Regions from separate parts of the Homo sapiens genome. Here region 1 is linked to region 2. The links are chromatin loops, found by intact Hi-C in ENCODE. Cell type or tissue: heart right ventricle. All regions are shown on one strand. Each heading gives the region's core, and the rest is flanking DNA. Links, peaks and the distances in the headings are about the cores only.

Evidence for each region. Peaks named below come from ENCODE experiments on the same cell type or tissue, not always from the same donor. Only the 100,000 strongest peaks of a DNase experiment are listed, where the experiment ranks them.
Region 1: it touches region 2 in a loop (4-fold over the local background); 10 of 110 quality-filtered maps call a loop at or near these places.

What each region holds. Positions count from the first base shown.
Region 1 is chr5:137,639,106-137,648,784 of GRCh38, reverse strand. KLHL3 (kelch like family member 3) reads left to right here. Exons shown (of 15, transcript NM_017415.3): 9 at 8,808-8,925; 10 at 9,635-9,679. MIR874 (microRNA 874) reads left to right here and starts at 1,136; the gene lies at 1,136-1,213. In heart right ventricle, for the core only: no CTCF peak of the experiment used is centred there; no DNase peak of the experiment used is centred there.
Region 2 is chr5:138,133,405-138,143,083 of GRCh38, reverse strand. NME5 (NME/NM23 family member 5) reads left to right here and starts at 3,656. Exons shown (of 6, transcript NM_003551.3): 1 at 3,656-3,713; 2 at 4,299-4,432. The coding sequence starts at 4,304. BRD8 (bromodomain containing 8) reads left to right here. Exons shown (of 27, transcript NM_139199.2): 26 at 2,202-2,379; 27 at 2,918-3,314. The coding sequence ends at 3,010. In heart right ventricle, for the core only: no CTCF peak of the experiment used is centred there; a DNase peak (open chromatin) is centred at 3,653; H3K4me3 peaks cover 1,141 bases.

The DNA of each region.
Region 1 (9,679 bases), core at 447-8,446, 490 kb after region 2:
GCACTATATTCAGTAATTCTCAGCAGTAACTCTGTTTGCCAGCCAAGTCCTTTCCCTGAGAGGAACAGGACTCTGCCTTGAGATAGCTGCAGAGGCTAATAAAGGTGTTTTTCCTGAGCCATATATGCACAGAGCATACTGACACATCCCAGCCGGAACAGCTAACAGCATCATCTTGGCTCCCACACATTCACCGCCCAGCACTTTTCCTGAGGCTGGGTTGCCATGGACAACCCGAGGCTGTCTCCCAGCCACTCAGAAGTCTCCTACGTTACCCTGTTCCACAGATGGCAGCAAGGAAATGAGGTTTCAGGAAGATGCAAATGAACCTTTTGGAAATGTACTGAACCTGGCACTTTTCACTGTCATTCCAGTTCAGTTGGCATCTCTATTCAGCTCTTTAAAAATGCTACTGAAACGCCATTTGGGCTGGAAGTGGGTGGCTTGCTCCTGAGTTGGGCTGTCCTGCTTTCAGTAGATGGTATTTGAAGAAGCTGTTGACAGGGTGGATGGGATGACCTCTCATTTGGCCCAGGCCCCTGGATGGGCACTGCCCCCTTCCACCTTGGTCCACACCCTGACAAGCACCCTGGGGTCCTGAAAAAGCCCCATAATCACCCCTAGAATTAGTGGTACTTACCCTCCCTCACAGGTTCATAGTATCCTTTTCTACCTTTCATTGGGAATCTGTTTTTTAGCACCTGCCTTAGAAGCTAATAATGACACTAGTGTTAATCAGATAACATTTAGTGTTTACTATTTATCAAGCATTGTGCTAAGTGCTTCATATCATTTAAGCCTCCTGACACCCATATGGGAAGCATCCTATTATCCTGATATTACAAGTTATGAAAATGAGGCTTAGCAAGGTTCAATGTCTTGCTCATAGCCACACAGCTATATAGTGACTGGGCTGATACTATATTTGGGCCCAGATGTGTCTGATTCCAAAGCCCATTTTTTCCACTCCTCTTCTCTCCCCCCGGGCCTTGCCCTCATATTACCTGGTTCTCAGACCCCCATTTTCTCTGCACCTTGCTATCAGTACTTGCCTAGAGCAACTGTTGCTCAGGAACCTGCTTGGACAAGTCTTCTGGCTCGACCTCGACATGCTCCATCGGATGAATTGTTGGTGTTAGCCCTGCGGCCCCACGCACCAGGGTAAGAGAGACTCTCGCTTCCTGCCCTGGCCCGAGGGACCGACTGGCTGGGCCTGCCTTCTGCCCAGCTCACCGGTCACAGAAGAGAGTTTGGACATGCATTCTACTCTTGCCCGATGAAAAAAGTGTGTAGAGCCCAGATTGTTCCTCTCACCTGAGTAGAAATTTGAATGACCTATGTAGTCCTGAGGCCAGGGCTAGGGTCTTGATCTACACGTAGGCTGGAAATCTCTATTCTCTTCATGGATTGTCCCTTTCCCTGGCTAGTCCCTGGCACCTAATGGCTCTCAGACACAGGGTGGTTGTGATTTCGGTGAGGAGGGACCAACATGCCTTCAATCCCACAGTCACGCTGGTAGAATCAGAATCATCTATGTAAACAAGAGAGCATTATATATTTATTTTTAAAAATGTTATGCTGGGAGTAAAATTTCCTTCCTAAGGAATCAGGTAGTCTTTTGCTTGGGCTCACTAATCTTCCTAAAATAAATGGCTATTTGACTTTTCAAAATGACAGTGTTTTCCTTGGGAGGTATCTAATAACCATCTCTGCTACAGTGGAGTTCAGCTCACTCATATTCTGTCAACCAGAGAACCTCCATTCACCAGAACTTCTGCAGCCTTCAACACAGTGACAGTTGAGACTTGGGATCAGAACTTTGAGGCACCCTGCCAAACTCCTAAGTATGCTGCAGTTCACGAGAGTGATTAAATTATGTTCAGTCTAGCATAATTGTTCACCTAGAGCCAGTTCTTTAGTTTGTGATTCCTACGTGACTGATAGTTCTTACTCAGGGTTACCTTGAAAGATAAATGTTAAAAATAGTGATCATTAAATAAGCTGATTTGATTGAGTAATTTCTAATAAAGGCATATTAATCTTAAGTATATTGGGGTTTAGGAGTGTTGGGGAAAGAAAGAAACATGCTTGTTGAACTCCCTGGGCCTGGGTGTTTCTGGAATATAAAATGAGGGCATATAGGAGAGAATGGTTCAAGTCTCTTCCTCTAACATCTTGTGGTCTTCTTAAGTAGCTAGAAGTTTGTGATTTCAGAGATGTGATACATGTAGACTGTGGGAAATACTCGTATTTGCCTAACTGCTTGCTAACATCAGGTATCCATGGAAACAACTATCCATTAGCACTCATGATAGGAAATTTATTCTTTTTACTCTGCATGATCAACACAGTAGTGGGTGTAGTGCTCCATGTATGAGTGCTTCTTGCAACACCTACCATAAAAATTGGATTTCTTTTGACCATACTGGGCTGTACTAATTTACTTTCCCACCAGCAGGGTATAAGAGTTCCTCTTTCTCCACATCCTTGCCAGCAGTTATCTTTTGTCTTTTCTGCAGTAGACCTTCTAATTGGGGTGAGGTGATATCTCGTTGTGATTTTCATTTGCATTTCCCAGATAAATAGTGATGTTGAGCATTTTTTTTCATATACTTGTTGGTCATTCATATATCTTTTTTAGAGAAATACCTGTTTAGATCTTTTTGCCCATTTTTGAATCAGATTATCTGTTTTTCTGTTATTTAGTTGTTTGAGTTCCTTATATATTCTGGGTATTAACACCTTGTCAAATGTGTGCTTTTGGCATGTTTGTCGAAAATCAGTTGGCTGTAAATGTGTGGATTTATTTCTAGGTTCTCTAATTTTAGATTCCATTGGTCTATGTGTCTGTTTTTATGCCAGTACCATGCTGTTTTAGTTACTCTAGCTTTGCTGTATATTTTGAAGTCAGGTAGCATGATGCCCCCAGCTTTGTTCCTTTTGCTCTAGATTGTTTGGCTATTCCCATATGAGTTTTAGATTTTTTTTTTTCTTATTTTTGTGAAGAATGTCATTGGTAGTTTGATAAGGATTACATTGAATCTTTAGATTGCTTTAGGTAGTATGAGCATTTTAACATTATTAATTCTTTCCATGATCATGGAATATCTTTCCATTTATTTGTGTCCTCTTCAATTTCTTTCGTCAATGTTTTATAGTTTTCATTGTAGAGATCTTTTACCTCTGTGGTTAAATTTATTCCTAGTTATTTTATTTTTTTTTGTAGCTATTGTTAATGAGTTTTTTTCTTTATTTCTTTTTCAGATAGTTCACTATTAGTGTATAGGAACACCACTAAGTTTTGTATGTTGATTTTGTATCCTGCCACTTTGCCAATTCATTTATTCATTCTAATAGTTTTTTGGTGGCGTCTTTAGGCTTTTTAATATATAAGATCATATTCTCTGCAAGCAGTTTGACTTTCTCCTTTCAATTTGAATGTACTTCATTTCTTTCTCTTGCCTGATTGCTCTGGCTAGGACTTCCAGTACTATGTTGGATAGAAGTGGAGAAAGTGGGCATCCTTGTCTTGTTCCAATTCTTAGAGGAAAAGCTTTCAACTTTCCCCTTTCTAGTATGATGTTAGCTGCGGGTTTGTCATATATGGCCTCTATTATGTTGAGTTACATTCCTTCTATTTCTAATTTGTTGAGAGTTTTTATTATGAAGGGATGTTGAGTTTTATCAAATGCTTTTTCTGCATCTATTGAAATGATTATGTGGTTTTTGTCTTTGATTCTGTTAATGTGACGTATCGTTTTTATTGATTTGTGTTATATTGAACCATCCTTGCATCCCTAGGATGAATCTATTTGATCACGGTAAATGATCTTTTCAATGTGCTGTTGAATTTCATTTGCTAGTATTTTGTTATGGATTTTTGTATCTGTGTTCATCATGGATATTGGTCTATAGTTTTCTTTTTTGTCATGCCCTTGTCTAGTTTGGTATTAGAGTAGTCCTGGCTTCAAAGAATAAATCTGGAAGTATTCCCTCCCTTTCAATATTTTAGAATAGTTTGAGAATAACTGGTATTAGTTCTGCTTTAAATGTTTGTTAGAATTCAGCAGTGAAACTATCAGGTTCTGGGCTTTTCTTTGATAGCAGACTTTTTATTAGTGATTCAATCTTGTTGCTTGTTATTGGTCTGTTTGGGTTTTCTGTTTCTTCATGATTCTATATTGGTTGGTTGTATGTGTCCAGGAAAAATTAAAAGTAGAACTACCATATGACCCTGCAATCCCATACTGGGTATGCATCCAAAGGAAATTAAATCAGCATGTTGAAGAGATATCTGTACTCTCATGTTTATTTCAGCAGTATTCACAATAGCCAAAAAACAGCATCAACCTAAGTGCCCATCAACAGATGAATGGATTTTAAAATGAGGTATATATACTATTCAACTATAAAAAGGCCGGGCACAGTGGCTCATGCTTGTAATCCCAGCACTTTGGGAGGCCGAGGCGAGTGGATCACCTTAGGTCAGGAGTTCAAGACCAGACTGACCAACATGGTGAAACCCCATCTTTATTAAAAATACAAAAAATTAGCCGGGTGTGGTGGTGGGCACCTGTAATCTCAGCTACATGGGAGGCTGAGGCAGGAGAATTGCTTGAACCCGGGGGGTGGAGGTTGCAGTGAACCAAGATTGTGCCATTGCACTTCAGCCTTGGTGACAGAGCGAGACTCTGTCTAAAAAATTAAATAAATAAAAAGGTGAAATCCTGTCATTTGTGACAACGTGGATGAACCTGGAGAACATTATGTTAAATGAAATAACCCAGGCATAGAAAGACAAACACCACATGATTTCACTTATATATGAAATCTAAAACAGACAAACTCGTAGAAGTAGAGAGCTGAATAGTGGTTATCAGAGGCTGGGGAAGGGAGGAGGGAGGGGAGATGGGGGTGATCAATGGATACTGTGTTACAGTTAGAGAGGAGGAATACCTTCTGGAGTTCTATTACACAGTAGGGTGACTATAGTTAACAATAATGTATTGTATATTTCAAAATAGCTAGAAGAGAGGATTTTGAATGTTCTCACCACAAAGAAATAATAAGTGTTTGAGATGGTGGGTATGCTGATTACCCTGATTTGATCATCACCCAATGTATGCATGTATCCAAACATCACACTGTACCCCATAAATATGTGTACCTATTATGTGCCAACTAAAAATAAAACAAAAAAATTGAGTTTCCTATGCCTATGAGAGAAGCAGATGTATACCTGCTCTTCCTGCTGCCTTGAGCTACCTCTGAAACTGATGGTCCTATCCCACAAAACCTCATAATTCATTTTCCCAGATAGTTGTACAAGTTTTGTTTGTTTAAAGTTATCTCTTACCAGTGGTTTTATGAGCTCAAAGCCAAGTTTGTTTTGAAAACCTTATCTTGTATTCTATTTTTTTTTTTTTTTTTGAGACAGGGTCTCACTCTGTTGCCCAGACTGGAGTGCAGTGGTGCTGCAATCACAACTCACTGCAGCCTCAAATTCCTGGGCTCAGGTGATTCTGCCACCTCAGCCTTCCAAGTAGCTGGGACTACAGGCATTCACCACCACACCCAGCTAGTTTTTTGTATTTTTTGTAGAGACGGGGTTTCACCATGTTGCCCAGGCTGGTCTTGAGCTCCTGGACTCAAGAGATCCACCCGCCTCTGCCACCTAAAGTACTGGGATTACAGGCATGAGCCACTGCACCTAGCTGTCGTGTATCATTTTTGTATTTCTACTCAGGCTTTACTTTAACATTAAAAAATTTGCATTTCTGTAATACTGTTTCTGTGAAAATTCTCAGAGATGAGTGGTAGATTTTCTCCAATATGCATGTACCCTCTACTTCCCTGGTGGGAGATAGTTTCTGGGGCATGGTGAGGGTTCCTGAAAACTTTGCCTTTTTTTTTTTTTAATTTACAAAAGAAGCTGGATAGCTTATGCCAAGTATAAGCAAACTTTCTTTTGGTGGTTGAGTCAAAAGATGGGAAAAGCTCTCACTTTCTCTTTTTATTTTGCTTGCTTTTTCCTCACTGTCTCCAGAATTTTAACCTGGTGTTCCAACATATTTTAACTAAAGAAAATGACGTTCTAGTTTAGTTTCTTTTTTCATTTTTAAAAACTCTGTATTGTTTGTTTAACTCCTTGCATGTGCTATTTACTTTTTATTCATGTATTCTTTATTCCAAATAAACACTTGAGCCCTCACTTTTACCTGGCAACATAAGTATATGGAGTTATCTTGGTGACTGAGGCAGATACGTTTTCTGCCTGGGCAGGGCTCACTGTCTAGAGGTGCAAAAGACAAGACACTGATGGTCCAGCACAATGCAGAACACACAGGGCAGGTGAAATCTCAGAGGACGGATATGTAGTTCTGACCTGGAGGCCAGGGAAGTCCATTTGTAGGAAATAACATTTAAACTGAGACCTGAAAGATAAGCAGGTGTTAAGGCAGAGTGCTCAGAGATGGGAAGGTTTCGAGTCAGGGAACAGCATGTGGGAGGGTGTGGGGTGCCTGAAGTCCTTGCAGAAAGAAAACTTAAAACTGCTTTTATTCTCACTCAGCTTCAGAAATCAGATTTCAAAGAAAATCCTTGCAGTATTTTCCTTCAGTTTAGCTTTACCAACTCAAAACCGGAAAGACAATGCAAGTTCTGGGCATATTTACGAACATGTCATTCTGCCCTTGAAGAGTAGGTTAGGCATTATCTGGTGTTTGCCAAGGGGCTGTGTTCATTAACATCCCCCTTGAACTGTTCATGGATGCCTGTCTAAGCAAAGAATTACAAATGGGAAGTAATGTAGAATTCATGTTTACTCTGAAAAAGGCTACTCTTGACACAGAGCAGTGGACCCTCTGAGCTGAGGCACCCAGGAAAGTCAAGTTTCTGTCTGGAAGCAGCAGCAGCAGCAGCTCGAGGCTGGGTTTTGTGTCCTGGGTTCCTTTGGAATGCTTTAGAAGTCAGAACTGATTTCTGAATTTTTGAACACTGGTTACCCACTTTTGGTGACAGACAGCTATGGACTAAGTCTGATGACCAGTGACCACCCACATGGCAGTGGGTGAGCCTGTTCTGGAATATTGGGGAATAAATGGTTGATCTGTAGTAATGGTGGTGAGCTCTGGTTTTGCCTCCCGTATGGTGGGAAGTGTTCACTTGAGGGATGTGCCTTTGCGAGTTCACACAGATTTTGATGGGCACTTCTCTCCCCAAAAATACATCATGGGGAAGTAAAAAGCACTATGATAATTCATAATGGCAAAAGTTGTTCATGGCATATCATCAGGAAATCCATACAGAGCATGGATTAAAAAGGTGGTTCTCAAAGTATGAACCCTAGAGTGGCAGCAGCAGCAGCACCTGGGAACTTGTTAGAAAGGCAGCCTCTGGGCTCCACTCCAGATCCACTGAATCACACTCTGGGGATAGGGCCCAGCAGCTTGTGTTTTCACAAGTCCTCTAGGTGATTCTGATGTATGCTCAAGTTTGAGAACCACTGGGTAAATAAGACAAGCTACAGGTAATGATCAAATGAATTTGCTGGTTGTGACTTCCACCCTTTCTCTCCACTCAAGAAAGCATATTGGAATGCCGTTGAGTGAGAGTGACATCATTGTGGGGACAGCTATGAATTTGTACATGTTTATTAAAATATGTAAACTATAGGTAACTGGTACTTTAATTTTTTATTTATTAATAACATGTGACCAAAGACACAGCAGTGATACCATAATTAAGTACTGCAGTTCTATTAACCTAACCAGAGCAGTAGTTTTCATTGTGTTTGACCATGCCCTTGCAATACAAAATGCATTTAAATTGCTATCCAGAAGACACATGTAAGTGTGTATAGCCAAAACCAATATTTCATGAAATAATATTCTTATCATATTTTCTGTGCTTTTAAAAATATATGTGCTGGTCATAATCCATTAAATTGATTTCATGACCTACTAATGGAAAGCGACCTGTGTTTTGACAAACATAGATGCAGCAAGCTGTGTTTGCTTGGATCCTGTCTCTAGAGCAGGAGTTGGGGGGGGTGGCTGGCCTCACCCTCTGTCAGGTAGACTTGGGTTTCAGTCTCTGCCTACACTCTTAGCTGTGTGACCTTGGGCCACTTACATGTGTTCTCTGAGCTTTACTTTGCTATCTGTCAATGTGGATGATGATATCTACCTCACAGTTGTGGTGACAAGTAAATGACAACACATTTCACATGGTACCTAGCAGTGGTAGCTACTACCTTACTTGTGGAAATAGGACTGCTAGCACTAGTTTCCAGAACATCATCAGTTTAATAACTTTTGTAATAAACATCTCACAGGAGTTTTTCAATTTTTTTCTATACTGCAGTGCATAAGTGCACCCTACATTCTAGGCATTCAGAAATGCTTTTGAGTAATACTTTAAAACATACGTCCAAATTCTGAACTCTTTTTCAAAGTATATTCAAGTTTGTTTTGATATAAGATTTAGCACCCCCCATTCCCAATCTGAGGGCACTGAGATTACAGATGATGCCCTGTGCGGCTTCACATACCCACAAGATAGCCCCGAGTGGGGCATTTGGGAAACAGAACTTATGACTGTGTTTCTGTGGGAAGATGCTTGTTAGACTTTTCTTGAATACTCATACCTGTTGGTGACCAGGAGCAGCATCCCCATGTATGTAGCTCTGTAAACTGGCATCTCAGATCATCCACACACCCTGGGCGATAAGCCATGTGGAAGTACCAGGGATACCATAAATCCAGATTTTGGGGTGACCCCGCTAACGTCCACTTGTCTCTCCGGAGGTCATGATTGTGGTTGGCGGCCAGGCACCCAAGGCAATCCGCAGTGTGGAGTGCTATGATTTCGAGGAGGACCGGTGGGATCAGATTGCTGAGCTTCCTTCCAGAAGATGCAGAGCAGGTGAGCAGCCTCCCAGTTCTGCAAGCTGTTTTTCCCCTGCTGGTCCCCACTCCGTGCCAGAAGTCGTGAGCTACTCCTTGTTTCCTCAAGCATCTGTGCATTTCAGGCTCCCATTCGTTTCCCTCCTGCACACTTTTTTTTTTTTTTTGGTTGTTGTCGTTGTTTTAAGACAGAGTCTTTCTCTGTCACCCAGGTTGGAGTGCAGTGTCATGATCTCGGCTCACTGCAACGTCTGCCTCCTGGGTTCAAGTGATTCTCTCACCTCAGCCTTCCAAGTAGCTGGGATTACAGGCGTGCACCACCATGCCCAGCTAATTTTTGCATTTTTAGTAGAGACGGGTTTCACCATTTTGGCCAAGCTGGTCTTGAACTCCTGACCTCAGGTGATCCACCTGCCTTGGCTTCCCAAGGTACTGGAATTACAGGCGTGAGCTACCATGCCCGGCCACTTGCACAGTTTTTGGCTCTTTTGGGGTCAGTTCTTATGAGCTTGGGGAGTTAAAGCTGATTCAAATATTTACTTGAATCAGACAAAATTAGAAAAGCAAGTAGGAAAGAAATCCAGTGAATCCCATAATGACTGCCAAATACCTAAAGTATCTTCGGTGGCGACTTTTCCTGTGTCTGTCTTGCTCCTCCATTGCCATCCATCAACATGAGCAGTCATGCGCCTGACCTGACCTTGATGTCTTGGTTTCCTGTGCCTCAGGTGTGGTGTTCATGGCTGGCCACGTGTATGCCGTGGGAGGGTTTA
Region 2 (9,679 bases), core at 514-8,513:
CAGACTCCTGGGCTCATGCAGTTCACCCACCTCAGCCTCCCAAAGTGCTGGGATTACAGGTGTGAGCCACTGTGCCTGGCCTGATATTTTTATTATAATAAAATATTTTCTTTGTTTGAAATGTTATTAATAACTTTATTTTTCTTCAGAATATCACTGAGGAGGAATTTTTAAATTTTTTGTAGATATGGGGTCTCACTAGATTGCCCAGGTTGGTCTTAAGCTCGTAGTCTCAAGCAATCCTCCCACCTCAGCCTTCCAAAATGCTGGGATTACAGGCAGGTAATCCTAGCCTATTTTGGATTTTTTTTTTTTTTTTTTTTTGAGACAGTCTTGCTCTGTCACCAGGCTGGAGTGCAGTGATGAGATCTCGGCTCACTGCAACCTCCGCCTCCCGGGTTCAAGTGATTCTCCTGCCTCAGCCTCCTGAGTAGCTGGAACCACAGGCACACGTCACCACGCCCAGCTAATTTTTGTATTTTTAGTAGAGACAGGGTTTCACTATGTTGGCCAGGATGGTCTCAATCTCTTGACCTCGTGATCCGCCTGCCTCGGCCTCCCAAAGTGCTGGGATTACAGGCTTGAACCACTGTGCTCGGCCTATTTTGGGTTTTTATAGCATAGGTCATCTAAAATGCTGTCATAAACCTGTATGGTAATAGAATGTAAAAGATCATGATAGGACCTTTGGAGAGTCACTAGTCTGTGCTGCTATAGCACAATACCACAGGCTGGATAATTTATAAATAATAGAAATCTATGTTTCTTTGTTTTGGTTCTGGAGGCTGGGAAGTGCAAGATCAAGGCATTGGTAGTTTTGGTGTGTGAGGTGGGTTACTCTCTGCTTCTGCTTCTAAGATGATGCCTTGTTGTTGTATTCTGCAGAGGGGACGAATGCTGTATCCTCACATGGCAGAAGGGACAGAAGGATAAGAGGGCACTCTCTTCGATATGGAGCCCTTTTATAAGGATGCTAATCCCATTCATGAAGGCAGAGCACTCATGAATTAATTACCTCCCAAAGGCTCCACCTCTTAATACTGTTGCACTTGGGATTAAGTTTCAACATGAATTTTGGAGGGGATACCATCATTCAAACAGCAGAGACAATGATACCATCATTCAAACAGCAGAGACAAACTTCTTTAGGAATGAGGAAACTAAAGCTCAGAGGTGCTTGGTCATGACTTGCTCGTGATCAACCAACAGTTAATAGCAGAGCTAGAACTAAGCCCCAGATTCTTACCTGCAGTTCAGTCTTCTTTCTACACTGCTGTGCCTTCTCTTATATATCTACTTTCTGTGTCTCATTAATATTGTCTTAATATTCACTTGATCCTTTTTTCATCTCCATGAAAGGAGAAAAAAATTATTCTTAGCTTTTTATTTGTGCAGTAAGAGAAGTAGATGAAATAATATATGACTATACATTGTAAACAGCAAATAACTACTGTGTGATAAACTGATGATTGGTGCTCTTTACAACTTTGATACCTGGGGCCAGCACTCCTCCTCTGATAGTAGAATATAGTGGCTTGACCTGTGGGCTCTGGAGTCAGGCTGCCTCTGAATTGGAATTCAGGCTGTGTGCCTTTCAGTGAGTACTTAACCTCTTTAGATTTCAATTTCTTCATCTGTGAAATGGAGATAATAAGGCCGGGGGCGGTGGCTCACACTTGTAATCCCAGTACTTTGGGAGGCCAAGGAAGGTGGATCCCCTGAGGCTAGGAGTTCGAGACTAGCCTGACCAACATGGTGAAACCCTATCTCTACTAAAAATACAAAAATTAGCTGGGCATGATGGCGCACGCCTGTAATCCCAGCTATTCTGGAGGCTGAGACAGGGGAATTGCTTGAACCTGGAAGGTGGAAGTTGCAGTGAGCTGAGATTGCTCCATTGCACTCCGGCCTGGGCAACAAGAGTGAAACTCCGACTCAAAAAAAAAAAAAATGAGATATTAATGATACCTACCTTACAGGTTTATTGAGAGGATTAAGTGAGTTAGTATAGAAATACAGTGTTTGGCCCATTGTAAACAGGCAAATATTAACTGCTGTTGCTATTTTATTATCTGATGAGGGTTGTTATCTTTGCTACTGTTTTCATTAAGAACTGGTTAGTTCTTCAAGAGAACGTGTTAGGTTATCATATGTTCCACATGAAGGTTTGATTTTCTTTGTTTTTTCTTGGCCACCTGCAGACCCATGGACTTAACTAGCCTGAAGAGAAATCTCTCTAAGGGTCGGATTCGCACCATGGCCCAATTCCTGCGAGACCTGATGCTGATGTTCCAAAATGCTGTAATGTACAATGACTCTGATCATCATGTATACCATATGGCTGTGGAGATGCGGCAAGAAGTCCTGGAGCAGATTCAGGTACTGTATGCAGATACCTGTAGCCTCTGGAATCTTGATTTCAGAACGCCTATGAGAATAAAGGTGATTTCGAGGTGACTGTGTTCTCAGAGTTTATTTTTAAAGGTGATTAAGGCCCTGAAGGATTGATAATGTGCCTGCTGGTTTGGAAAACCCTGAGCCTCAGTAAGTCCAGCTCTGATAGTGAAGTAGTCTAGGAATGCAGGCAGCAGTGAAGAGCTCTCAAGAGAGCTGAGGATAGACAAGTAATGGGAATTCCCGCTTCCAGAGCCTCAAGTCAAGGGCTAAACTCCAAAGAGGCTGGAGTCACTGTGTATTTTTTGGTTGCTTCATCTGTTGTTATTAATGTACGTTCACACTTTCCCATCTTTAGGGGATAAGATATAGTAGCTAGAAGACATTTGTGGGTTTCTTTTCTGGGTAGCATCATACTTTAAAGAAAAAAGTATAGTTGAGTCTATTTGCCAAAAAAATAAACTTGCAATACTTTAGTGTTTAAGGTTCATAATAGCTTGCTATGTGTTCCTTAACCCTTTAGGTACTGAATATCTGGTTAGACAAAAGAAAAGGCTCAAGTAGTCTGGAAGGAGAACCAGCTAACCCAGTGGATGATGGAAAACCTGTTTTCTAACCTGGAGCTGCTATCCTGACTTTTTCTAGAGTTTGAATCTCTCCCGGAACTCTGACCTAGAGAGGATCCTGGTACTTCTTTGCCATGTCCTCATTTTCTTTTCCAACAAGAATAATACCTTAACTCACAACCAACGAGTCAAAGATGCATGTGGACATAATATAAAGAAAAAAAGGGGAAGCTGAGGTTTGGATTTATGCCATAAATGTTGCCCACATCTTTGTTCCATCGGCTTGATTTAAAGACAATTCCATTAGATCTTTTCTAAGCCTTTTACTCTATAAATAAATGTATTTACACAATAGGAATATTGCTTTTTAATGACTAGATAAGCTGGGCATAGAGGGCACAGCATCATCTGGTGAAACGAAGGTATCTGACACGGGTCATTTACATATACCGCCTGGAAAGGAATGGTTGGGGGAGGGGTTCTTATCATTTATAGAGTAGGGATAATTGAAGCATCCTTCAAACGGGAAGAAGGATGAAATAAGATAAATTATGAGTAAAATGTCAGAAAACATCTAGTGCTCTAAGATTCACAAGGAGAATAAAAGTGACTGGCTGGCTCCCTTTGGTTAAAACGAACTGGCCAGAAGCTGCAAGGTTCCTTGCTGGGATTGGCTCTCTGCAGCCACCGTCCCCACGCTGGGGCTTCAGGTCTCCTAGCAACAAGTTGTACCATATGAGGACGGCCGCTGAGGTGAGTACTTAGAGAGGGTCAAATTCAGAATTTGCAGGTGCAACCCGGAAAGTCCCCGCGGACCTAGAGGCCCTGCTTTTCAATTAGCCTGACCCTATGCACAGAGAGGTCCCTGCGGGACAGGGTCGCTTCACAGAGGCAGCTGGCCGAGGCCGCTCACCCGCCGCTGTAATGGTGTGTGGTTGCCCACCAGCCACCGTCCCCTCGAGCCCCCACCACCCGCTCTACCGCCCCCTCGAGCCCCCACCACCCGCCCCACCGCCCTCTGCTGCCTGGGGCTGTTGCTGGTTCCAGGCCTTCGGGTCGCCCCTTGGCCTCTGGTTATGTGAGCCCATAGTCCTTCCTGCCTTGGTGACATCGTATACGAAAAGCCGGGGCTCGATTTGGACATAGTAGGAATCCTATTATTGAGACCCTGTATATAGAAAAACATGGCAGTTTCTACCTTCATCAGTTAATAAAATCAAGTACCTACTATTGCTATTCTTAATCATAATTACATTGAATTTGCGATGGGGGTGGGGGGAAATGCATGTCATTGCAGTTGATACCTGTTAAGAAACTCTTAATTTGTGCCCTGAAAAGCCATAATGGAGATATCAATGCCTCCACCTCAGATATATGTAGAAAAAACTCTGGCCATTATCAAACCAGATATTGTTGACAAAGAGGAGGAGATACAAGATATTATTCTTAGATCCGGATTCACCATTGTTCAGGTAACTTCTGGGTATGATGATTCATGCTTTTTTCCTCTCTGCCCTTAAAAAAAAAATGCTTATGTAAATGTGCCTACCCATTTAAACCCTTAGTGTTCAGCATTAAATTTAAGTTTATTCTTCTAAGTATAAAAGTTATATGTGATAGTTTTTAAAAGGATGTAAAATGAGAAATAAAATGGACTTTTCCTTCACCTGTCCTCTTTTACCCCAAGTCCCAGGCTCCAGAGAGAGGCAACCACTTAACACTTTCTGTTCTTCCAGGAGTTTTCTATGCATTTATAAACATTTTCCCCCCATAAAACAGAACAGTCCCTTTCCCTTGACCCCTTTACAGAGTCCCTCAGATAGGATTCCAGATCATTGCATCTGAATTGATCTCACTCTTCCTAATTTCTGTGTAATATTTCCCTGTGTATTAGAACTACAATTTATTTACTTGATCTTCTATTGATGGAATTTTAGGCTATTGGTACTTTTTTCAGTTATGGCATAACATTTAATGTTTTAAGCCTTATGTTCTGCAATTAGTAAACATTGTCATTCTAGGGGTTTGAAAGTGAATATAAATAGCATTGTTAAGGATAAATCAAATAGAATTGAATATTTTTAATCTTCCTCTTTTATAGTTTTTTTTTCTTTTTTTTGAGACAGAGTCTCCCTCTGTAGCCCAGACTGGAGTGCAGTGGTACGATCTCGGCTCACTGCAACCTCTGCCTTCCAGGTCCCGGTTCAAGCAATTCTCCTGCCTCAGCCTCCTGAGTAGCTGGGATTACAGGCATGCACCACCATGTCCAGCTAATGTTTGTATTTTTAGTAGAGACGGGGTTTTACCATGTTGGCCAGGGTGGTCTTGAACTCCTGACCTCGTGATCCACCCGCCTCGGCCTCCCAAAGTGCTGGGATTACAGGTGTGAGCCACTGCACCCCGCCTCTTTTACAGTATTCTCATTCGAACTTCCAATTTTTTATTTTCTCCCATTTATACAGTGTCATATTGCTTATTCAGTCAGTATTTTTAAAAATAAAGAGAAAATGGCGGGTACGGTGGCTCACGCCTGTAATCCCAGCACTTTGGGAGGCCGAGATGGGTGGATCATAAGGTCAGGAGTTTGAGACCAGCCTGGCCAATGTGGTGAAACCCCATCTCTATGAAAAATACAAAAATTAGCTGGGCGTGGTGGCGTGCACCTGTAGTCCCAGCTACTTGGGAAGCTGAGGCAGGAGAATCGCTTGAACTCAGGAGGCAGAGGTTGCAGTAAGCCAAGACTACGCCATTGTACTCCAGCCTGGGCAATAGAGGGAGATCTGTCTCAAAAAATAAATAAATAAATAAAGAGAAAATATCAATCTTCAGAAAAGATACGGAATTTCAGTTGAGCTTCAAAGGACAGGTGGAGTCCGAGAGTAGGGATGGCACAAGAAAGTGTTAGGAAGTATTTAATATGATTAAAGACTCAGGTAAATAACTTTTTAGTAAATGTTAGGAAAACTGGTAGCCACTGAAAAATTTGGATCAAGTATTATATACCAGGATAAACTCCAAATAAACCTGAGATCTACATATTAAAAAAATTAAACCATGTAAGTTCAGGAAGAAAAGATAATGGATTTATTTTGTTGTTGGAGTAGGACAGCCTTTTTTTTTTTTGTTATGACTTAAGGTCTAGGAGCCATGGAAGAAAAGATTGATAAGATTATATCAACAAGGCCAGGCACGGTGGCTCATGCCTGTAATCCCAAAACTTTGGGAGGCCAAGGTGAGTTGATCACCTGAGGTCAGGAGTTTGAGACCAGCCTGACCAACATGGAGAAACCCCATCTCTACTAAAAAATACAAAATTAGCCAGGCGTGGGGGCGCATGCCTGTAATCCCAGCTACTCAGCAGGCTGAGGCAGGAGAATCGCTTGAACATGGGAGGCGGAGGTTGCCGTGAGCCGAGATCGTGCCATTGTGCTCCAGCCTGGGCAACAAGAGCGAAACTCTCGAAAAAAAAAATTTTTTTAATTTAAAAAAAGATTATATAAACAAAAAATTTCTGCACAATGAAATAAACACCATAAGCAAAGTCAAAACACAACAAACTTGGGAAAAAGATTTGCAACTCATAGACAAAGGGCTTGTCTTCTTAATACATAAAGAGCTCCTAGAAAAAGATAAAAATAAATTAGTAGAAAAATGGGCAGAACAGATGGATGGTCACAGAAAAGGAAAAACATTTTTTAAATATATGAAAAGATGCTCAATCTTTAGGTGGGAAAAAAAGCAAGTTAAAACTACACTGAGATTCCATTTGGCAAAAATATAAAAGTAAATGGCACAACCCCTATCAAAGGGAATCTGGCAGTTATCTACCAATACAACAGATGGACTTACCATTTGATCCAGCAGTTCTGCTCTTGGAAATCTGTCCTATAGAATTCCTTGTGCTCTTACTACCTGTCATGCGCAGAGCCCTGTTTAGTCCCATCAGTAGGTGCCTGTATTAATATGAAGTGATATATATGCAGGTTATTTTTTGCAGCATTGTTTACTTATCAACAAAAGATTGAAAATAACCCAGGTTGGGAGATTGGGAGACAGGACTAAATAAACTCTGGAAAACCCATCAAATTGCATAATATGCAACTAATTGTAAATAGAAGAATGAGGAACCTGTCTGTACTGTTAACGGAAGAAAGCAAAGTGTGTAGCAAAAAGAACAAAATAGCAAAAAAAACACAAAATCATGTGTACCAACCTTTTGTGATAGAGACAAAGTAATATATTCATGTTTGCCAATATTTGAAAAATGGAATTCTGGGGAAATAAACATTTAAAAAGGGTTGCCTATTGAGGGCAAGGAAGAACTGAGTAGATTAGGAAATGGATAGGAATAAGATTTTTCAGTATATACCTTTTTGTCTTGCTTTGAATTTTTGAATCCTGTAATTATATTACCCATTAACTTTAGAAAAAATAAATGAAGTATACAGATAAAGGCGTCCCATTTAAGTTTTTTAAAAGTCCGTATTTTGCCCGGGTGCAGTGGCTCATGCCTGTAAACCCAGCACTTTGGGAGGCCAAGGCGGGTGGATCACCTGAGGTCAGGAGTTGGAGACCAGCCTGACCAACATGGTGAAACCCCGTCTCTACTAAAAATATGAAAATTACCTGGGTGTGGTGGCACGTGCCTGTAATCTCAGCTACTGGGGAGGCTGGGGCAGGAGAATGGCGTGAACCCGGGAGGCGGAGGTTGCAGTGAGTCAAGATCGTGCCATTGCACTCCAGCCTGGGCGACAGAGGGAGACTCTGTCTTGAAAAAGAAAAAAAAGTCCTTTTTTTTTTTTTTGAGACGGAGTCTCGCTCTGTGTCGCCCAGGCTGGAGTGCAGTGGCGCAATCTCGGCTCACGGCAAGCTCCGCCACCCAGGTTCACGCCATTCTCCTGCCTCAGCCTCCCGAGTAGCTGGGACTACAGGCACCCTCCACCACGCCCAGCTAACTTTTTGTATTTTTAGTAGAGACGGGGTTTCACTGTGTTAGCCCGGATGGTCTCGATCTCCTGACCTTGTGATCCACCTGCCTCGGCCTCCCAAAATGCTGGGATTACAGGCGTGAGCCACTATGCCCGGCCAAAAAAGTCCATATTTTAAAAAATATTTAGTGACGGCCGGGCGCGGTGGCTCACGCCTGTAATCCCAGCTCTTTGGGAGGCCGAGGCGGGCAGATCACAAGGTCAGGAGATTGAGACCACAGCGAAACCCCGTCTCTACTAAAACTACAAAAAATTAGCCGGGCGCAGTGGCGGGCACCTGTAGTCCCAGCTACGAGGCAGGAGAATGGCGTGAACCCGGGAGGTGGAGCTTCCAGTGAGCTGAGATCGCGCCACTGCACTCCAGCCTGGGTGACAGAGCGAGACTCCGTCTCAAAAAAAAAAAAAAGTGACAAACTTAATAATTAAGTGGCTAGTGTTAATTATAAATTAAAAATTAGCCGGCCGTGGTGGCTCAATCCTGTAATCACAGCACTTTGGGAGGATGAGGCGGGTGGATCACCTGAGGTCAAAAGTTCAAGACCACCCTGGCCAATGTGGTGAAACCTTATCTCTACTAAAAATCCAAAATTAGGGCTGGGTGCGGTGGCTCATGCCTGTAATCCCAGCACTTTCAGAGGCCGAGGTGGGTGGATTACCTGAGGTCAGGAGTTCGAGACCAGCCTGGCCAACATGGTGAAGCCCCATTTCTACTAAAAACACAAAAATTAGCCGGGCGTGGTGGTGGGAGCCTGTAATCCCAGCTACTCAGGAGGCTGAGGCAGGAGAATCGCTTGAATCTGGGAGGCGGAGGTTGCAGTGAGCTGAGATTTCACCACTGCACTCCAGCCTGGGCAACAAAGCAAGACTCCATCTCAAAAAACAAACAAACAAAAATCAGCTGGGCGTGGTGGCGCATGCCTGTAATCCCAGCTACTCAGGAGGCAAGGCTGGAGAATCACTTGAACCCGGGAGGCGGAGGTTGCAGTGAACTGAGATTGTCTGGGCAATGTACTGAGACCAGAAAAAACAAACAAACAAAAAAATTTAATGTAAATATATATGACACTTTCCCTAGTTAGTAACTTTCAGAGCAAAGGCAGCCATGGTACATCCTTCATTTTTTGCTTTAATTGCGGTAAAATATACACAACATAAAATTTACCATTTTAACCGTTTTTAAGTGTACATTTCAGTTGCATTAAGTACATTCACATTGTTGTACAACCATCACTACTGTCCATTTCTAGAACCTTTTCATCTTAAACTGAAACACTCTACCTAATGCTAACTCGTTGCTTCCCTCTTCCCCATCCCCGATAACCACTATTCTACTTGCTGTCTGTAGGAATTTGACTATTCAAGCTATCTAATTTAAGTGAAATTATGCAAGTTTTGTCCTTTGCACTGTATGCTTTTAAAATAGGCTTGGGAGTCCAATGAACTTGAGGCTTTCCTGTCCCACTTAAGGGAAAAGCTGAAAAATGATATGTCATTTCAGTAGATGGCAGTGTTGCCTTTGTTACAAACTAAGAGTTCTGTTCTGATAGTACTTGGTATCACTGCTTCTCTGTGAAAATATTCAACCTAATTTCAGATGAGATCGGGTGTGTTCAGGGTGGTATGGCTGTAGACTATTCAACCTAATTTCAAAAAATTTCACCTGATCCAGTTTTAAAGCAACCAATGGAATAATTGATTTAGTATCAATTTTATTTAAAGATGAACCCTTAA